2 separate regions of the Homo sapiens genome follow, and region 1 is linked to region 2. A link is a contact called in ENCODE Hi-C or POLR2A ChIA-PET data. All regions are on one chromosome and are shown on one strand. The core of a region is the stretch at or near the end of the contact, and the rest is flanking DNA. Distances in the headings are between cores, read along the strand shown. Region 1 holds the start of SIRPD (signal regulatory protein delta). Region 2 has its middle 13 kb from the start of SIRPB2.

The links. Hi-C counts contacts between places; a loop is a spot of excess contacts on that map. ChIA-PET counts read pairs that join two places held with the same protein, here RNA polymerase II (POLR2A). Pooled maps may share reads with other maps.
Region 1: a map of mammary epithelial cell shows a loop between it and region 2 (2.2-fold over the local background). The contact joins the promoter of SIRPD here to the enhancer-like site in region 2. A Hi-C loop is called at or near these places in 3 of 168 maps with a recorded cell type or tissue (PC-3, PC-9 and mammary epithelial cell) and 3 of 50 pooled maps. POLR2A ChIA-PET finds 5 or more read pairs at or near these places in 2 of 52 experiments (H1 and common myeloid progenitor, CD34-positive).

Annotation. Positions count from the first base shown.
Region 1 is chr20:1,556,131-1,560,927 of GRCh38, reverse strand. It overlaps SIRPD (signal regulatory protein delta), which reads left to right and starts at 3,223. Exons shown (of 4, transcript NM_178460.3): 1 at 3,223-3,347. The coding sequence starts at 3,275. LOC107985409 (a long non-coding RNA gene) reads right to left here and starts at 2,921. Exons shown (of 3, transcript XR_007067493.1): 1 at 2,804-2,921; 2 at 263-383.
Region 2 is chr20:1,502,209-1,506,905 of GRCh38, reverse strand. No RefSeq gene overlaps it. Among named protein-coding and RNA genes, the nearest start is that of SIRPB2, 13 kb to the right of the region's middle. Within about 2 kb of position 1,370, at least 3 of the 41 ENCODE cell types and tissues checked have a DNase peak (open chromatin) inside an H3K27ac peak, as active enhancers do; they include PC-3, PC-9 and mammary epithelial cell, where a contact is called at or near this core.

The DNA of each region.
Region 1 (4,797 bases), core at 1,974-4,473, 52 kb before region 2:
GTGAGTGAATAATGTCCTGAGCCCAAGTCTTCACAGGAACAAGTTGTTCCCATGAATTGTGTAATGGATGCTGAGAGGCACCTGGCTGTGGAGATGGTCCTCAGCATCAGCTCTATTTGCGATTGTCTCAGCTGAAGGGAGTGCCCTTGCTTAGGTCGTATCTGGTAACAAACCACATCTCATTGGACTCATCAACCTAGTCGTATAAAGGCCCAGCTCTCTTATCCTAACTCAGAGCAACTCTGGAGGAATATCCTAGTACCAGGCTCCATGCAAGGTCAGCTGAGGTCTTCAATGGGACTTCATTGCAGCCCAGCTTCTTCTTCTACCCAGTCCTGCTTCCATCTTCTCCCGTCCACAAGTGTTGATCCTAAAAGTACTCCCTGAAAGATAACCTGCTTGTTCATCTTCACCCCAGAGTCTGTCTCCCAGGGAACCCAACCTGGGACAGTGAAGCTATGCTACGTATCAGAAAGGTGGGGATCCCTTCATCTCTAAGGGAGCAAGTCAGTCACAGAAGAAAGCCTTGTTTATAGTACCTCCAGATTAATGAGAATCCACAAAAATGTTTATTCAAGAGAGGGACATAATTAAATCTATGTTGTAAAAAGACCAGTCTGGCTGAAGAAGGAGAAAGAGATTATAGGGGGCAAATAAAAATGGGGGTACCCTAGTGAGAAGGCAATTGTTCTTATTCAGGCAAGAGATGATGATAGAGATGGAGAAAGAGATTAATTCAGAAGGGATTTAGGAGGTAAATCCAATAGGGCCTGGTAGGGGCAAGATAGGAGTGTGAAACTATGCCCCCAAAGAGTTAAAGAAACCAGTCACTAAGAAATTCTTGAGTTTACAGGATAGCAGATAAGAAAAAAAAAAAATTGCTAAACTGCCGAAACTTCCTCCACTTGTAGGATAACAAAACTGACTAAAATCTGTTGGAACCAATATGGCCAACTGGAGTTTGCTCAGAATGAGCTTGCTGATGTCACAGCCTGAGTTTCTACCACGTATTTCATGATGACGCCCCAGGGTTTTGCACATGGGAGCCGTGAAGAGGCATAGAGAGATAACTGTACATGCCCAAGGACTTTCCAGACCTCCCCTTTCCTTTCACAAATCACATACTAATCCCAGAATCCAACCCCTAAACTTTTGCTAATAAAACTACTGCCTTGAAGCCAGCACATGGAGCTAGATTTGAGGTAGACTTCTGTCTTCCTGTTAGTCAACTTGCAATAAAAAGCTTTTCTTTTCTCAAAAGCCTGGTGTCACAGTATTGGCTTCTAGCACATCAGGCAGCAACCCCCTTTCACTTGGTAACAAGTGGATAAGTGAGGGTATAGAACATGAGTCCCTTCCTGGTTTGACAAACTGCTTAGATGATGGTACCATATACAAAACAGGCATGGTGTGGGAGAAGATAAGGTTTGTGAGTGCAGATCTGAAACTCAAACTTGAATATTTAAGGTATACAAAGAGGCCAGGCTCAGTGGCTCACACCTGAAATCCCAGCACTTTGGGAGGCTGAGGCAGGTGGATCATCTGAGGTCAGAAGTTCGAGACCAGCCTAACCAATATGGTGAAACCCTGTCTCTATTAAAAATACAAAAATTAGCCAGGCGTGGTGGTGGGCGCCTGTAGTCTCAGCTACTCGGGAGGCTGAGGCAGGAGAATCACTTGAACTCGGGAGGCAGAGGTTGCAGTGAGCCGAGGTCATACCATTGCACTCCAGCCTGGGCAACAAGAGCGAAACTCTGTCTCGAAAAAAAAAATACATATATATATATATATACAAATGAAGATGTCAAGAAGGTTGCAGAATATACAGGTCTGTATCATGGGCCCAAGATTACTCAGCTCTTAGGAGGTGCGTTCAGGATTCTAGCCTAGATTATATCTGATTCCAAAGCTGGCACTCTTGGATACTGACCCGTGAGTACTGACTCTCCAAGGAACTTAGAGTCTAATGAAAGGTGAGAAGATTCCTCAGAGTAGGGGAAGGGGAGGATGATGGAGGCTGGAGGAATGTTCCTGTCTAGTTCCAAGCAGGGGCCATGGATAGGAATTCCTTTGTGGAATTCATCATTTCAGAACAACGGGATAGGATGATGACATCACAAGGGGATGGGGACTCTTGTCGTCTCAGAGAGAACGTGCCAGCCTGGCTCTGCTTTCTTTTCCTAGAGGGTCTAACACCTCTCCCGGCCCTGACATCTAGCTGGTTCCTGAGGAGGAGGCAGAAGTCATGAGGAGGCAATGGGGAAACAGCCATGGCAGCCAGTGCCTGCCTGTGGATGCTTGGACATTAAAGGGTCACCAGCTGAGTGTGGGCTGAGTGTCCCTGAACACAACATTTGTGCTTAGGAAGAACCCATTCCAGAGCTGAGAGAGAAGGATGCCAACATGCTGCTTCCTCCCTCTTTCTGGGGGCATTTCTTCTGCCCCTCCAATCCCATCTCTGAGAGCTGGTCCCAGGTCCAGCCCAAGCAGGAGAGGCAGCCCTCACCTTCCCAGGTGTTTGTAGGCATGTTACTCTCCCTCCTAGAGAGTGTTCCCCGCAGCTCCGCCTTCCCTGCAGGCCTCCTCCATCCTCTAAAGCACAAATCATCACCACCTGCACAACTCGAATGTCTTTCTCAGCCATGCCTGATTCCTCTGCAGGAAGGAAAAAGGAAGCAGTTCCTGGTAGTGTATGGAGGGACCCACAGAAAAGCCAAGAGCCCACAGCAGATATTGCTTGTTTTTTACCTCTAACTACTCTGGAGTGCAAGAAAGGGCATCCATTGTAAAGTCCAACTCTTACCAAGTGGGTGAGGCTATAGACATCTTGTCTCTTTCTTCAGCTGTGCAGCTCAGACAGGCCCAGATGTTGAGCTCATGCAGGAGCTAGACCCATACCTGCGCATCATGTGGATGAGGCCTTTGTCTAGCCTATGTGTCTGAGGCTCCTAGATAGGCAAAGGCCATGAAGTTGGGGAGAACCTGTGAGATGGGATGAAACTCAGGAAGGAGTATAAGGCTGTGGGTGTCAAGCCCCCCAGCCCCAGCAAAGCTAAATACTTCCAGCAGCAACTTCCTAGCTTGAAGCAACCTTGTCTGTTCAATTTTATAATCACAAAGGAAAAAGTGTCCCAGTCCCCTGGCCTTTCCTCTCATCACAATCCCCTTCCTCTGACATCACAGAGGCAAGAACTGTCTTCTCTGCTCGGAGCACTGAGTCGAGGGCATCTCCAGGACAGGCATTCAGGCAGAGCAAGCTCCAGGTTTCACCACAATGCCCATCCCTGCCTCCCCACTCCACCCACCTCTGCCTTCCTTACTGCTGTATCTGCTGCTTGAACTGGCAGGTGAGTGGGGCCTCAGTGTATGTGTGTGGTGGGTTCTCCCCTCTGCCTGTTTAGTGAACTCTCCCTCACCTGTTCCCATAGAATTTCTTTTGGGAGGGTTTTCTCCATCTTATCCCAGAACAGGCAGAACTCAGAAGACTACACTGGGATGGTCCCCAATTCTGACAAAGTCTCCCGGTGGCCATGTCTGTTGCAAATCTCTTTGCTCAGGTAAACGACTCACACCTATGGTCACAGGGCGGGGCACAGCATCCATCACAGCTCTCACCCTCCAGCCTCTGGAGGGTGTAATTTATTTTATTTTATTTTTACCTTTACTTATTTTTTTGAGACAGGGTCTCACTCTGTCACCTAGGCTGGAGTGCAGTGGTGCGATCTTGGCTCACTACAACTTCCACCTCCTGGGCTCAAGTGATTCTCGTGCCTCCAACTCCCAAGTAGCTGGGACTACAAGCACGCGCCACCATGCCCAGCTAATTTTTGTCTTTTTTGTAGAGATGGGGTTTCACCATGTTGCCCAGGCTGGTCTCAAACTTATGAGCTCAAGAGTTCCACCTGCCTCGGCCTCCCAAAGTGCTCGCATTATAGGCGTGAGCCACCACACCTGGCCCCTGGCAGATTTTACACTTCTTTCTGTGAAATTCAGTTTTTTATTTCTCTGTTGCCACTGCATTTGGCTGCTCTTAAAAAGTACTGCAAACTGGGTGGTTTAAATTACAGAAATTAATTTTCTCACAGGTCTGGAGACTAGATATTCAAAATCGAAGTGTGGGCAGGGTTGGTTCTTTCTGAGGACTGTGAGGTTGAATCTGTTCCATGTCTGTCTCTGAGCTTCTAGCAGTGGTAGCCTCAAACATTTGTTGGATGGCAGGTGGCACCACCCTCCCTGTATCCTCACATCATCTTACTCCCATGTATGTCTGTCTCTGTGTCCAAATTTCCACTTCCTATAAAAACATCCACCATATTGGATTAGCACCCACCTCAATGACCTCATTTTAACTTGATTTCCTCTGTAACTCTATTTCCAAGTAAGGTCACATTCTGAGCTACTTGTGGTTAAGACTTCAACATATATTTCGGAGGCATACAATTCAACTCATAATAGCCTCAACATGAAATTTTAATAACTTAGATATATTCTTTGTTGGTTTATGTACTGCATTTATATCTGTCTGTGCTTTATACATAGGAAGGGTAACTATAAAGCTTCCTCTTTTTATTCAATGGAGAGTTAAGGATGACTAAAAATATTTAGGTAAAAGCTAACTTAAGATACTTAAAGCTAGTAAAACTCACTTGAATTTTTAACTGTACTTATTGGGTGAGGTACACAGACTGTAAGGTGACTCCCAACTATCCCACCCTTATGTAATCTCAGTTGTGTGTGACATGCTTCTATCTGATAGAATATGGCCAAAGTGATGCACTGTCTCCCCCTTGAGTATGT
Region 2 (4,697 bases), core at 121-2,620:
TGGTTCAAACTCCCTTGTTCCTAACTACCACATACTCTCTTCTGATACTTTTGTCCAGTCCAATGGCCTTATATATCATTGAAATATAGCTCAAGGACTCAAATTTATTTCTCCAGCTGGGACTTCCCCCATGAATTTCATGTCCATCTGTCTACTCAACAGCTCCATTTGTCTGCCCAATAATATCTCAAAGCTTACATCCCAAAATCTGGCCTTCTGCTTATCCCCCAAAACTCTGCTCCACCCACAGACTCCCCCATTTCGGCTGATAAGAACTCCATCTCTCCAGCTGATGAGCCAAAAACCTAGGAGGTATGCTTGATTCCTCTCCTCTCTTATCCCGCTCCCTTTATGTCAGGAAATTACATTAGCTTTAAAATATATTCAGAATCTGACTATTTCTCACTATCCCCATTGCCAGATTTCACCCTTCATCCTCTCGTTCCTGGATTGCTGCCATTAGCCCCTCACTGGTCTCCCTATAGCCAGCATAGGAATCCTTTCAAACAAAGGCCAGATCATGTCCCACCTCTTCCCAAAACTTGCTACAGCTGCTCATCTCACTGCAAGTAAAGCCAAAGTTCTTACCTTGGCCCTCACAGCCCCTCACCACCTGCTTACCCCAACCCCCTTTCCCTGGTCTATATTTCTTTCCACAGGCCTTATCACTTTCTAAGATACTATATCATTTACTTATTTACTTTATTTATTATTGTGTATTGCCTGCCTCCCCAATTGGGATGTGTACTTCAGTTAATAAGGACAGTGAGTTTTGTCTGCCTTATTCACTGATGTATCCTAAGCACCAAGAATAGTTCTGGTACATAGCGCATGCTAATATTTGTTGAATGAATCAGTGACTACACCCTACAATCTCTCATATTGGGGTGAGAGCAGAAATGAAGAGAAGGATGAATAGACAGCAGGAGACAGAGGGGGAGAAAGAAGAGAGAGCCCCTAGGTCTAGGGCTGCAGAGAACATTCCTTAGTCCTGCCAGCTCTAATAGCTTGTCCCATGATCTGTGGCTAGAAGTTATCACAATATTTATGAAAATCACTCTTTGGGAAGGTAGCAATGAATACTGGATAGTAAGAAGGAGTTTGTGTGCTTGTTCTGGCCTCAAACCCAGGGCTGATCAATGTCTACCATTTCCCTGGCTCCTGAAAGATGCATTCTCTGATGTGGAGCATTGTCATGTGTCATTACCAGGTTCCAGGGAGGGAAAGTGAAGAAAGAGCTGCCCTTTGCTTCACCTCTTCTGAGTAACAGGGTTGAAATTCTCTATCTTCTCTCTGGCTCCAAGCACTCTCCTGCCCTGCCCCTCCCTTCTTAGGATAAATCCAGTTAACAGAGCCTGAGGCCCCAGGCACCATGACTGGCCACATCCAGTCCACCCACATCGGTGGCCCCTGGCCAACTTTACTGCCAACCCTACTTGTGGGATGCTCCTGTGTATAGGATAAAGCACACAGAACAAGGTGCTGGGAGGCTGAACCCAAAGGCTACTAACATGGCAGACCAAGACGAGCGAGAAAGGAAAAGCCCATACAAAATAACAACAACCTTCCCCAATTTCTTTCCAAGTCAAGTTTACCCAAACTTGTTGAACAGTCTCCCTTTGTGTTCCTGTCCCTGTACCCAGTTTATTGAACAAGCTGGACTCAGTAGGGTTGAAGCAGAAAGCTGCTTCATTCTTCTTCACCACTGCCCTTTCAAATCTGCCAAATTATTCCTCCTAAGAGGCAGTAATGGTACCTATTATTCAGGTAATAAAAATTGCAATCTCTCATTCAATATGAGTGATGGTGGGCTTCTTGGCTATTTTCCACCTTGCTCTTCCATTCTTCTTTTCTCTCACTGCCACCTCTGGAGCAGAGGAAAGGGGAAACTAAGGACTAAGGCTGGGGTGATTTATGACTTGCCCATATTCTTGCCACCTCATCAGGCCAAGGGCAGGATTTAAACCCAGATCCCCCTGACCAGAAGCAGAGGTCTTTCTGCTCCACTGCAGCTATAACACATTTATCTCTCTTTCCCTCTCTATAACACACACTCGCCATAACACACGTATCTCTCTCCCTCTCTCTCTCTCTCTCTCTCTCTCTCACACACACACACACACACACACGGTGTGGGGAAGGCGTTTAGGTCCTTCCTAGCTAGACATTCTGCTGCCGAAATAATGATGCCTGAATATTTGGTGAGAACAAAAGCGCTGCATACATAGGCATGTCAAAAGGAAGCCTAAAAATATTTAACAGACACAAAAAATAGTCGGAATCCAGGTGTTCAGGCTGCTTTAGGGAGGTGTTGCTTCCCGGGATGTTGGGAGACTACCAGATAAATGCTCACGAAACAGCACAGCTCAGATCAATTACATCACGTAGAAAATCGGACAGAAGAGGACTTGCTTCCTTACTGATAAAAGACCTAAGACTAAGGCTGACCTTGACCAGGGTATACAACCAGGGTGATTGAAAGAAATCCCACTCCAAGTGGAGCCGGGCTACATAGGACCTGGGGTGGAAGATAGATCCAAGGAGCAAGACGGAGGGATCTAGCTCCAATTTCTAAGTCCTGGACAAGGGAAACCTGTGTCACTGTGTTGTACACTGGAAACTGCTCAGCTACGTTGAGTAGTGAAGTAAAAAATGAAGTATTAATTTAATGAAAGTACCCAGCATGGCCCTGAGAAAGTGCACTATTTTATTGGGAAAAAAAAAAAACTTTGTTAAATATTATAAGGTGCTCAGTAGCATTAATAATCATGCAAACTGGGAAGAAACCCCAACTCCTGACTTCTCTTTGGGAGGGGAAAGGAGTGGAACATTGATCCAATATTTTGACTTTTTGGGGTGCTGCCAAAGGACTAGTTTCCATCTTGCCTGAATTTAAATGCTGACGGGAATGAGGACCAGGTTTGAGGCCACTGAAAACGAAGATGATCAACATGACTTGGTCTAGCACCAAAATATGCAGTATCACAGATAAATAATAGGTGGAGCTATTAGTTTGTTCTAGCATCAGTCTGCAGTATCACAGACAGAAACTAGGTGGAACTTCAGTACCGTGGCTTACTGCAGCACCAGCCAGACCGCAGCATCATAGGCAGACACTAGAGGGAGCGCTTCAATAGAAAGACCTCTTCCGTTACGTGATTACACACTAAGTCCCAAAAGGGTGCATTCCCAGAGAAGGGTTGACAGGTCTCCAGATTCTCTAGCCAGGCTGATTGGAGAAAGTCCTCCCTGTAGAAAACCAGACCACAAAGACTGCACGGGGTAGCTGAGTTTTCAAATGCCAAAGTACCAAGAGAAGATAAGAAGACATATAAAGGGACAGGAAAACATGGCCTATTCAAAGAAACACATTACATCTCTAGAAACTGACCCCAAAAAAATACACGAATTATCTGACCAAAAAAATGCAAAATAATAATCATAAGAATTTTCAATGAATTAAAAGAGAGTACAGACAGACAACTAAATGAAATCAGGAAAACAATGGATGAACAAAAAGAAAATATCAAAAAAGAGATAGAAGCTATGAAGAAGAACCACACAGAAATTCTGGAACTGCAGAATACAATAACTAAATTTAAAAATCCACTAGAGGGGCTTAGGAACAGATGTTACCAAGAGAAGAAAGAATCAGCAAATTCAAAGACAGGAGTTTTGAAATTACTGAAGCAAAGGAGAAAAAAAGAACTAAGAAAAGTAAAAGGAGCATAAGAAACTTATGGGACACTATGTGTAACATTATGGAACAACCTACACACTATGAGAATCTAAGACAGACAAGAAAAAGAGAAGGCACCACAGAGACTTTTAAAAAAAATGATGGCTGGAAATTTTTCTAATCTGAGGGAAAAAGTAGACATACAAATTCAAAAAGCTCAACAAGCTCCAACCAGGACGAATCTAACAGCATTTACACTAAGACACAATTAAACTGTCAAAAATAGAAAAGAGGCTGAAGTGGGAGGATCACTTGAGCCCAGGAATTTGTGGCTACAGCAAGATGTGATCACGCCACTGCACTCCAGCCTGGGTGACAGAGGGAAACTTTGTTTTAAAAAAAAAATGACAAAGAGTGAATCTTGAAAGCAGCAAGAGAAAAGCAACTTGTCACATACAAAGGAGCTCCTATTAAATCATCAGCTAAAGTCTCAACAGAACCCTTGTAGGCTAGAAGGAGTGGGATGTGATGAGAGAAAAAATAACTGCCAACAAAGAATACTATATAGTACTAAACTGCCTTCAAAATGAAGGGGAAATGAAGACTTTCCTGGATAAACAAAACTGAGGGAATTCATCACCATTAGACCTGCCCTGAAAGAAGTGCTGAAAGGAATCCTTCAAGTTGAAATGAAAAGATGATGAATGGCAACACAAAGCCATACAAAAGTATAAATCTACCAGGTAAACATAAACATAGAGACAAATATAAAATCTGGAAGTATTGTAACATAGCTGTATAAATCACTTTTGAATTTGGTATAGAATTTTAAAAGCGAAAGCATGGGAAGTAACTAAAAATCTATGTTGATGAATACACAATATAAAAAGAGGTAATTTGTTTTGTTACAGTAACATAAAGAGGGCAGAGAAGTAAAGAAGTAGAGTTTTTATATGCAATTTAAGTTAAGTTGTTATCGGTTTAAAATATCTTGCTATAACTTTAAGTCTCTTTGTGT